Linked DNA regions of Homo sapiens: region 2 is linked to region 1. Evidence: chromatin loops called from intact Hi-C (ENCODE). Cell type or tissue: CD14-positive monocyte. All regions are shown on one strand. Links, peaks and the distances in the headings refer to the core of each region. The heading gives the core; the rest is flanking DNA. Region 1 overlaps CFAP61 (cilia and flagella associated protein 61). Region 2 overlaps CFAP61 (cilia and flagella associated protein 61).

Region 1 (5,380 bases), core at 266-5,265:
AATTTATTTTTCAAATATAACAGACAGGTTATATCTTATCCCTCTTTGCAAATAACAGTAATAGATATTGACTAAACTCGGCAGAAGGTGACAGTGTGTCAGAAACCACATACTTGGACTCAGGGACTACAAGGATATTTAAAACTGTGATTGCCTTGTTCTGTGTTTCTAAACTAGTTGCTAGGTTACAACCAACCCTTTATTAATACTGCACACCCAGCTAATAAGTGGAACTGGGTTTATTCTCTCCTCTGAGGTGTTTTAACACTGTTAAATTTCTTTGCTTTCACAGCATCGTTTTGAGAAAAACCTCCTAGTCAAAACTGATCAGAAATAATTTCAGTTATTTTCAAGATTACTTGAACAAAAGAAAGAAGTAAAAGGCCAGGCCTGATGGCGGGGATTGGGCAAGGTCAGTCATTTGAAAAGGTCTGTTCCCAGGAAGAAGGTTCAAGGCTATGGGAGATGCACATACACATTCTGCAGGTGGTTTTCTGGTTTACAAATTGTTAAAAGTGTGGATTTGTGACTTTCTGCCCTGTAGAAACCACCTCCAATTGCCACATCAGCCCAAGTGACAAGGGTAGATGCTGCTCCAATTCCATGCCACAGTGACTTCTTCTATTTCAGCCGTGGATGGCTCCCCACTGGCTCAGGCAGTGGGAAGCTTCTGTAGACAAACATGAGTTTTGTGGGGGGTGACTGAACCTTCACTTTGGCCTTAGACTCTGACCTTAGTACACAGCAACGCTCAATAAATGTTCTTTGAGTGCATATAGATTTAAGCTTCTCTTCTGAGCTTGAATGTGGCATTTAGAAATCCAAGGCAATTTGAACTGCCTGGATCCCAAACATTTACTTAGTCCTGGACATCACCTGGGGATTTTGTCTAAACAAAAGGACACACGGTTTAACTTTTACATCAATACAGGCAACTGGTGGGTGTTGGGGTATCACATGGCAAAGCCCTCTGGGGGGACTCAGCCAACTGTAAAGTTACAAGGTGAGATATACAGGAGGCATGACAGGTGAGTCCTGGGCCACCCCCAGGTGCGTGTGTGAGAGATTGGGCATTTGGGGGTGAGGGAGGAGCAAGTGGGGTTGGGGGATGGTGCTTCAAGGGAGAGGAAATGGTCCTTTGTTTATAGAAATGGATGGATAGACGGGAAATCTACCACCATAACAAAGTGCTTAAAAAATCCAAACTTATTAAGATGTTATCCAAAAAACAATGGCCCACCGACAATGGGGGACAATGTATTCAAAAAAATTAGTGTTAAAATATATTTCATAACAGGGAGATATATTCACAGTACATTTTATGCTTTAGAAGTAGTTTACAAAAATGCACAGTATCATTTCATTTGTTTTGTATCAACATTTTCACAAAATGTTAACGGTCACTTTCTGTGGTTGGGAGACTGGGTCATTTTTATTGTTTATCCTTACAGTTATTTGACTATCTGCAGCTTCTAATTTTTAAAAAATGATCATTACTTCTAAAATGAGGAAAAGTTATTTTTAAATACTCAGGCTGTGGCATGGCAAGGAACTAGATTTTTTGATGAACAAATTGAGTGAGGGGAGGAAGGAAGGAAGGAAGGGAGTAAAGAAGGAAGGAGGGAGGGAGGAAAAAGAAAGGAAGGAAGGAAGGCAGGAAGGAGGGAAGGAAGGAGGGAGGGAGGAAGAAAGAAAAGAAAGAAAGAAGGAAGGCAGGAAGGAGGGAGGGAGGGAAGGAGGGATGAAGAAAGGAAAGAAGGAAGGAAGCAAGGAAGGAAGGAAGGGAAGGAAGGAGGGAAGGAAGGAAGGAAGGGAAGGAGGGAAGGGATGAGGGAAGGGGGAGGGGTGAAGAAAGGAAGGAAGAGGGAGGGAAGGAAGAAAGGAAGGAAGGGATGAAGGGAGGAGAGAAGGGAAGGAGGTGAAGGAAGGAAAGGAGGGAAGGAAGGAATGAAGGAGGGAAGGAGGGAGGGAGGGAGGAAGGAAGGAAGGAAGGGAAGGAGGGAGGGAAGGAAGGAAGGAAAGAAGGAAGAAAAGGAGGGAAGGAAGGGAAGGAAGGGAAGGAAGGGAGGGAGGAAGAAAAGAAAGAAGGAAGGAAAGGAGGGAAGGAAGGAAGGAAGGAGGGAAGCATGCAGGCGTTGGTGTGCAAGGGCGGGCTCCTCTGGAGAAGAGTTTGGAAAAAGCCAGGACTGAGCCTCTGGCTGCAGGGGCCTGGTCTCCTCTGCTCATCCCTTGCCCTCAGCTCCTGCCACAGGCATCTCTCTAGGCCTGGATGCCACATGGGCTTTGCTCATTCCCGTGTGTTTCCTCAAGTCCTGACTTCGTGGTCTGAGCAATGACTCACACCATTGCATGGGGTGGGGGTGGGGGCGCATGACCTCACAGAATAACCCCTGGTGTCAACTTTACCTGATGGCCCAGGATATTCAGCAGTATTTCAGAATTAAAATATATGTAGATATATACACAGTGAAGAATGTGACCGCCATGTGTATTTCTAAATTAAACACAAGACTTGAAAGACCATTTGAGTTTGGAAACAGCAGCTTTAGGTTTGGCTTCTGAACCCAGGGGTACATGTCCCCGTCACAGTAAGGGATGATTGGTGAAAAAGCTGGAAAACTGCAGGCGAGTTCTGAGGAGGGGTGGCTCCTGCACCACGGCAGTAAGGCTGCTGTCTGGGAGAGGACGCACCACAGACTCTGGCACAGTTTTATCTGCCAGGCTTCCCCAGGCCTCCTCCTCCTTTTAGGTTTCATTGTTGGAAGTGATTAAGAAAGGGAGCCCAGGTGTCAAGGGGGCACACCTTGAGATCCACCCATGTGGTTAACAAATCTTGACTTTGCCAAGAGTCTCACTAAATCCCCCACCTTCAGCTTACAAGGACTTCTTTGTGTTTAGGAGGGCTGACTTGGATTCCATGTACGTGGCCGAGGCTGTGCACCTCAAGACGAGGGTCACAGTCACTTAGTTGGTGGTGACTTGTCAAGTCCTTGAGGAGCCCTGCAGGCTGCAGGCTGAGAGCAGTGAGAGTCTGAGCGTTTTGTGGCCTTAAATGTCATCCTGTTCCTTGAGAGTCTGTCATCAGCATCACTTTTAGTGATTTTTTTTGTTATGGACTTGTTGCATTTTTTGGTATTATTATTATTATTATTATTATTATTATTATTATTATTTTTGAGACGGAGTCTCGCTCTGTCGCCCAGGCCGGACTGCGGACTGCAGTGGCGCAATCTCGGCTCACTGCAAGCTCCGCTTCCCGGGTTCACGCCATTCTCCTGCCTCAGCCTCCCGAGTAGCTGGGACTACAGGCGCCAGCCACCGCGCCCGGCTAATTTTTTGTATTTTTAGTAGAGACGGGGTTTCACCTTGTTAGCCAGGATGGTCTCGATCTCCTGACCTCATGATCCACCCGCCTCGGCCTCCCAAAGTGCTGGGATTACAGGCGTGAGCCACCGCGCCCGACCTTTTGGTATTATTTTTAAACGTAAAGACTGCATTATCATATTTTGGCCTCCTCTGTAAGTTTTGTCCGCATAATCCTGGCATACAGGGCCTTACAGAAATGAGGGCTTAGAGTCCAGAAGCAGCTACACTAGAGAAAGCGATGAGGAGGTTGCACTGATGGCTGATCTTAACTTTGGAAGGAGCAGTGTCCATTTGAAGGAGATTTGGCACCACATTAGCATCACTGGAGGGGTCCATCTGGGAACTGAGAGTGCATCAAAATATGTTGTATTCATGTTAAATACAATTCACTCAAACAGGGGTTTCTCAGACACAAATTACCCTTGTAGTGCAGGCCACTCCTATTCACAGTCGCTGACAGAACAGGATAACCCAGTGAAGCCCAGAACTCTTGCTGCAATTGCTCATAGAAAGCTGCTCCACTAAGTGATGCCGTAGGGCACCTCCCAGCCCTGCCCACATGGTGCAGGGTTCTGGGGTCAGGACGATTATTTTGCAACCTTCCGGTTTGGTAGGGTATATCTGGTGTCTTCCCCTATTTTAAGTATACGAGCAAATTGTTTAAAAATTTGGATATTAAATTTAAGATTTTGATGGAGTCACTGATTCTGATGTGGTTTTTCTTCTTCTTTTTTTCCCTGAATATAATTATCCTTTTGAGGTCCTTTATGATTTTGACAAAGGTTGGAAAATGGTTCTGGAATTCATGCCAAATGGAAGACACAGGATTCATCAGACTTGGTGTTCAAGAAATCAAGTTCCCAGCTCTCATGATGAACACACAATTTTAAATTTGATGGTATCCAAGGCAGAATTTGTTGTGACAAATTTCTTTCTTCCATGGTATATACGCCAACAAAGCATGTGGACTGGAATCTGTAAATTAGTTTATTATGTAGACGACTTGGGGTCCCCTTTCTTCCTTTTGTCAGGTTACCTCTCAAAGAGCTCATGAATTACTACAGTATCTTCCGACTTAAATATTCCAATTAGTGAGCACTATAAAAGTCTGATAAGATTTGTCTGTGCTATATCTAGTGTATGAATAGTAATTCAATTTCTCTGGCGAAATATTGTTCAATGGGCTCCATTCTTGATCAATTGGCTATATTTAGGTGACTGCCTGACCATTTTGGCAACGATTTCACTTAATCAAATTAATTCCAACCCCAAAAGATTGCCATGGAGCCATCCTACATTTTTCTTTCTTGGATAATAAAATGGAAAAAAAATCTGTTTAGATCTTCTGTACTAATTAAAAAGGAGGCCCACCTGGCAAAATGGTTAATTAAAGTCAGGGGTCCTGTTCACATACTGTCATAGCACCAGCCAAAGAATCTATTTAAGTTGCACTCTTATTAAAACTCTCATTATCTAAAAACCCCTTTTGGCTCCTCCTCTGACTTTATTTAGAGAGAGTCGGTGGCTCATAAATAAACGATGCCGCATGTAGGAAATCATGCACTGTCCTTGAAGAATCTGGTTCTGGCTGAAACCAAGTCCAATATGTTCTAGCTCTTGTGCATATTAGACTCGAGTTATTTATCTGTGATGATCAAAGTGCTTAGCCTGTGAATACTCTGGGCTTTATCCTATTTACCTCATGCCCCACCTCACTGGTGGCAGATTTACTTTCTAAAGATGGCCACGACAGTGTCCCTATCCCACACACCGTCCCGCAATATGACCCTGACACTCTCTGCCTTGAGAGATGGATTCTCTATTCCCCACCCCTTGAATCTCGGTGGTTGCTGTGACTGCTCCAACAGAGAGAGTGGGAGAAGTGATGCTGTGGGACTTTTGAGGGTGGGTCATAAAAGGCAACGCAGCTTCCAGCTTGCTAGTAACAACACTTGCACTTGGAGCCCAGAGCCACTGCGTGAGCAGTCTGGCTACTCTGAGGCCACCATACTGT
Region 2 (5,380 bases), core at 124-5,123, 46 kb after region 1:
CTTTTGGACAACAGCTTAAAGAATGACATTTCTCCAACTTGCTGTGATTTTTATCCTCGAGCAGAATGTTTTTCTTGGAATGGGTTTCTGGGAGGGTTTGCGGACATAATTCTGGTTATGTGTGCGGGCCCTGAAGGGTGCTTTTATGAATTTAGAGCAGCAGCTGTCCAGGCAGAGGGATGCTCTTTACCCAGAGTGTGTGTGCCCCAGTAAACATATGAATGGCTTTCATGGAGCTCTCCAGACACGTGGCTTGCGCCCCCTGTGCCCGGCCTTACCTGGTACTGCTGCCCGGTGCAGAGGATGAGGTGGTCGTAGGGCACGATCTCGTCCGTGGAAAGCACAACGTGCTTGGCTGCTCGGTCTATGCCGGTCATTCTACCCACCACGACATTAACCCAGGAGCACAGTGACATCAGTGCATAATCTTTATCATTAAAACAGTGGCTGCAAAGAGAGAAGCTCCGTAAGTGACATCTGAGCAGCTGACAGCGGGCATTAATTAGACATCTGGTGAGCTGGTTCAAGTCCCCTAGTGGGCTGAGTCCGTGCTCTTGCTGTGAGTTTACCAGGACTGATACTAGGAGATTTTTCGTTATGAAACACTTAGTTACAAATTGACATCTTCCCATTAAAGCTAAATTGTTCCACCTGGCTTAGGTCAGCCCACAACTGGGAGGGTGGGAGGGGTGTGTGTGTGTGTGTGTGTTTATCTGTATGTGTGTGTGTGTGAAATCACTCATACTATACCTTTCTTCTGCTTCTACTTCAGAGTGGTTGTAAATTTACTTTAGCTGTTAAATTGGTGTATTGACCACAGCCTCAATGGGAATGAGAAGGAAGAAAGTGACATTGTTGAGGATTCCCAAAGCCAGGGGTCAGAATCTTTGAATACCGAGAACCCTTCCTATTCGCTAATACTTTTCAGTAATCACTCATTCTGAGAATTAGCGTATGGCTTCCTGCCAAAACAACAAAACCCATTTTACTTCAAGAATATAGCAATTAGGGAGTTAGGTTCGCAGCAAGTACACTCCCTGGAGACTTTGGGATTCACCCTTCAGGGCAGAGGTGATTTTCTAGGAACGGAGACTTCGACCGCCAGCAGGCCCAGGGCGGCCATTCATGCCATGGCTTCAGCGTGCTGTGGCTGCACTGGCTTCCATTTTCTGGGCTCTCTTGGAGTTTGAGCGCTTTCACGTAGTATGATAAGAGTGGGTTTCTTGTGGCTTTGGGTTTATTTAAACAGTTTTGTGAGGGTTGTTTCCAGAATTTTCTGAAAGGATTGACCTCAGGTAAACCACCTTTTAGTGATTCTGTTCTGAATACTGAGAGTCTAAGGTAATAGGACATTAAGTGCTTCTTTTAATTTAGGCTGTATGATTCTTTTCTTCCTTTTTTCTCTTAACATAAAAACACTAACATTTTTATTTATTCATCTATTTATTATTTATTTTTAGAAACAGGATCTCACTATGTTGCCCAAGCTGGTCTCAAACTCCTGAGCTCAAGTGATCCTCCTGCCTCAGCCTCCTGAGTAGCTGGGACTGGAGGCACGCGCCACTTCTATGCTTGGCAGCACAGTCCTCTTCAAAAAGAACCCTGCCATGGTCTGTGCTGCTGACAAGCCTGGACTCTGCATCCTCCTGCTGTCTTCAGTTTCCTCACCTCTTAACACAGGGTAATGAGCTCTCCCTACGTTCCTCCACTGCTGACCGCTATAAGGAGTGACCGTGAGAATGTAAGACAGGCTGCTTTGTTAGGCAGGATGCGTATGTGAAGAGTATTATTCTAAATAATATTAATGAGACAGAACCCTGTTTACTCTCTTTGGAGGCAAACAAGATTCTGAAGTGGTAATGAGGGAACATTTCTTCCTTTTGATCTGCGCATAAGCCTGGTCTTACCACACAAAGAGAATTCTAGTCATGGGGGCATATTAGACCTTGTTACAGGACCTGTGAAAGGGCTCTGTGAAACAACTTAAAAACAAGAAAATTTCTTCTTAATAAGAAAAGAAAATCGGGGACTGGCCTATCACAGGAAAATAATGGATAGTGAGAGGAAATTCTCTTGTAAAAACCATTTCATTAGCTTTATAGGAATACAGGAAATGTCATGGCTTCCCACATTTGTGAGAGACCCATGAAAGATTGTTTTTTATCTGCTCCAGATCCCTACTCTAAGCCATCCACGATGAGGAAAAGTTAAATACAGTTAGTGCACAGGGATTCATTTTATGAGGCTGTGCCCAAAGATAAAGGCTCTCAGGGGAAATTTGTGGAAGGCAAAGACAATGATATTTTTAATGACAGCAGGACAGTAGCATTGATCACATCAGAATGCATATTTGAGAGTTAAAATGTGAAGCTCTGTCCAGTGGGAATGGCACTGGGGACCACTGATTTTTAGGAAACTTTACTAAGTCACAAAAGGAAGTGTTGAAGAATGTGGGGTGATTGCTGTTACAATATGTTACTACATTGAATGATTTTATTTACTTGAGACAAGATCTCACTCTGTCACCCAGCCTAGAGCACAGTGGTACAATCATGGCTCACTGTAGCCTTGACCTCCTGGGCCCAAGCTATCCTCCCCGCTCAGACTCTCGAGCAGCTGGGACCATAGGTGCAAGCTACCATACCTGGCTAATTTAATTTTTTTTTTTGTAGAAATGGGACTCTCCCTACGTTGCCCAGGCTGGTCTTCAACTCCTGGGCACAAGCAATCTTCTCACCTTGGCCTCCCAAAGTGCTGGGATTACCTGGCCATTTCTCAGTTTAAAATATCATTGTATAAGTGATTGCTACCCATTCTGGATATTACTATCCATTCTGGACCTTCCTTAATTTCCTCACCAGTTGAGTGAAACTATATATCGAAGACTGTAAGTGATATTTTTCCAAAATTATTTTTTAAGTAGAATGAATAAGCTTTAATATTCTAACATAGCAGGGCCTGACTCATGGCCTGGTGGTGAGAGAAATACCTCCACTAGGCTTCATCCGAAAACAGAGAAGGAACCAAAGGAGGCACATCAGTGAAACTTCCTGTTCCTCAAGTGAGCTTGACCGTGACTCAAAACTAATGTGAAAGACTGTCTTCATAGAAAGTTCTGAAGACAGATAATAAGGAGGAGAAAAACAAAAAGCAAAAATGGAGGACGGGGAAATTCCTGGAAGAGGGCATAGATGAGTAGCAGCTTGCTCTAGGTTATAGTGCCCCCAACCTTGTGGTCAAAAGCCTAGTCCAAAGCTCCAGGTGTGCAGTTAGAAGCAAGCTCTGGGGGCCACAGATGAGTCAGTGGAGACCTGCACCTCGTGGAATCATGACTCTTCCGAGCTGGAAAGAACCTTAGAAATTCTCATAAAAGATTAATTGTGACACTCCTAGAAAAAGGACTATCACAATTAACTTTCAATTAATCAGTGCTGATTGTCCAATTAGTGGATTTCTCCTGCCTCCTGTTCCTTCTCCTCTCCCACTGCCTTCCTTTCGGCTGCATCCCAGACATGCCATTAGCACCTCCACAAGAGGCTGGATGGGGGCGGTGGGAAAGAAGACAGAAATGGTTCAAAAATTCTAACAATAATAAATTAAAACAATGGTTAACGACAAGTTCAAAATTAGTATTTGGAATCAGGGATTTAAATTACTAAATTTATGAATGTCATTTGCACCTGTTATTTTGAAACCCCATGATCAGAGATAATTTCCTTTATTGGGGTTATGAGGACCATTTGAAAGACATCTCCTATTTATGGTTCAATCTTACTGAAATATGTGGTTTCTAAGAAATGTGATGACATGCAGTTACCCATGCAAAGGGGTCTGGCTGTGTTATTTAGACCCTAACACTTGCTTGAGAGGAGTTTTGCAGGTATTTCTGGAGGTAACTTTCCTCTGTTCCACATTATTTACTGGGCATCTGCTATGTGCCAAGGACTGACCCAGGTATTGAGTATACATCAATGAATCAATGAATAAAAAGGCAAAAATTTCCGCCCTTGTGGTGTTTATATTATAGTTGAAGGATTCTGGATATAAATATGAAGAATAAACATTATTTCAAAAGGCAAATAATACAATATTTAGGAGGATTTAAGTAGCAAGAAAAAAACAGAGCAGAGTATGAGGGACTGGAGTGTGTTGGGGTGTTGGCTTCAAATGAATGGTGTGGTCAGGATAGACCTCATAGAAAAGGTAACATTCAAGAGCAAAAAGCAGAGACCTCAAGGTGGGGACTTGCCCGTTGCATCTGAGGAACATCGAGGAGGCTGGTGTGGCTCAAATGGGGAGAAAAAGGGCAAAAATAATAAAAGGTGAGGCTGGAGAATTAAGTAGATGGAGACAGAGTTTAGGCTGGAGCATCACAGCACGTTCTACGATGATGAAAATGTTCTTATCTGTTCTATCCAATGTGGTAGCCACTGGCTACATGTGGCTAATGTGAGGAGCCGACTTTTTCATCTCATTTAATAATTTAAATGTAAATACACGTGGCTAGTGGCCACCATATTGGATAGTGCAGTTCTGGGCGGTGAGGAGGCGATGTGATCTGAGCCAGCTTTCCGCAGCCTTGCTCTGGCTGCTGTGCTGAGACTGTGGAGGCAGGGACAGCAGCAGGGACGCCAGTGGCTTCCACCCACTCAGTCTGCCCACGCAGCGTCACACCTGCAGAAAGCCCCCTCGGTAGCTGTTTTCTCCTGAAACACACGCAACATGGGATTGAGGGAAACTTTCACTACGCTGATGGAATTAAGTTCCTCTTAAGACATTTGCCAATAAAACCAGCATTTCCTGGGAATCGTGTAATTTAGAAAGAGGGAAATGGAGAGAATGTGTTCTTGGCCAGAAGTTGGTGTTATGTTAATTTTAACAAAAAATCCAGCAAGCTTGGCTTCTCGTGTACTGCTCGTGATCAAAAAAAGCAAAGCTCAGAGAAATGAAATTCCTTGCCCAGGCCCTTCGTGGCAGGGGCAGGATCTGAATCCACATCCTCCTGGCTCAAACCCATGCCCTTTTTTGTATCATAAGGACATCCTTCAAAAAAAAGTTTATAGTCTGATAAAATTATAAAGTGGAAACGAACCCGTTCTGCTGGCAAGGAAGTTGTGTTTTTTCTCATTGTTCGAAGGCAAAATGAGTCTTTTTCACAGAGGAAAGAGGGTCCCTTCATCATGGAATCTAAAATGAATCCCCTGGGAGGGAACAATTTCCTTCCTCCTTATTGGAAAAATTAGGAGCTTGTTTCTAGAGGCAGAGAAACTAATATTTCTTGTAGCCATGTTTTGCTACAGGAAATTAAAATGAATGAAAGCTATGTGATAAAGACATGGTATTTTCCAGAACAGATGTTGTCAAATAGTGATTCTACTGG

Evidence for each region. A loop is a pair of places that touch in the nucleus more often than their neighbours do. Peaks named below come from ENCODE experiments on the same cell type or tissue, not always from the same donor. Only the 100,000 strongest peaks of a DNase experiment are listed, where the experiment ranks them.
Region 2: a loop joins it to region 1, with 1.8 times the contacts of the local background. A loop is called at or near these places in 3 of 110 quality-filtered maps.

Annotation. Positions count from the first base shown.
Region 1 is chr20:20,292,731-20,298,110 of GRCh38, reverse strand. All of the region lies in intron 24 of CFAP61 (cilia and flagella associated protein 61), which reads right to left. Among named protein-coding and RNA genes, the nearest start is that of CFAP61-AS1, 28 kb to the right of the region's middle. In CD14-positive monocyte, for the core only: no CTCF peak of the experiment used is centred there; a DNase peak (open chromatin) is centred at 2,310.
Region 2 is chr20:20,246,662-20,252,041 of GRCh38, reverse strand. It overlaps CFAP61 (cilia and flagella associated protein 61), which reads right to left. Exons shown (of 27, transcript NM_015585.4): 20 at 279-447. Among named protein-coding and RNA genes, the nearest start is that of CFAP61-AS1, 18 kb to the left of the region's middle. RefSeq lists an enhancer at 3,048-3,297. In CD14-positive monocyte, for the core only: no CTCF peak of the experiment used is centred there; a DNase peak (open chromatin) is centred at 3,041; H3K27ac peaks cover 1,149 bases.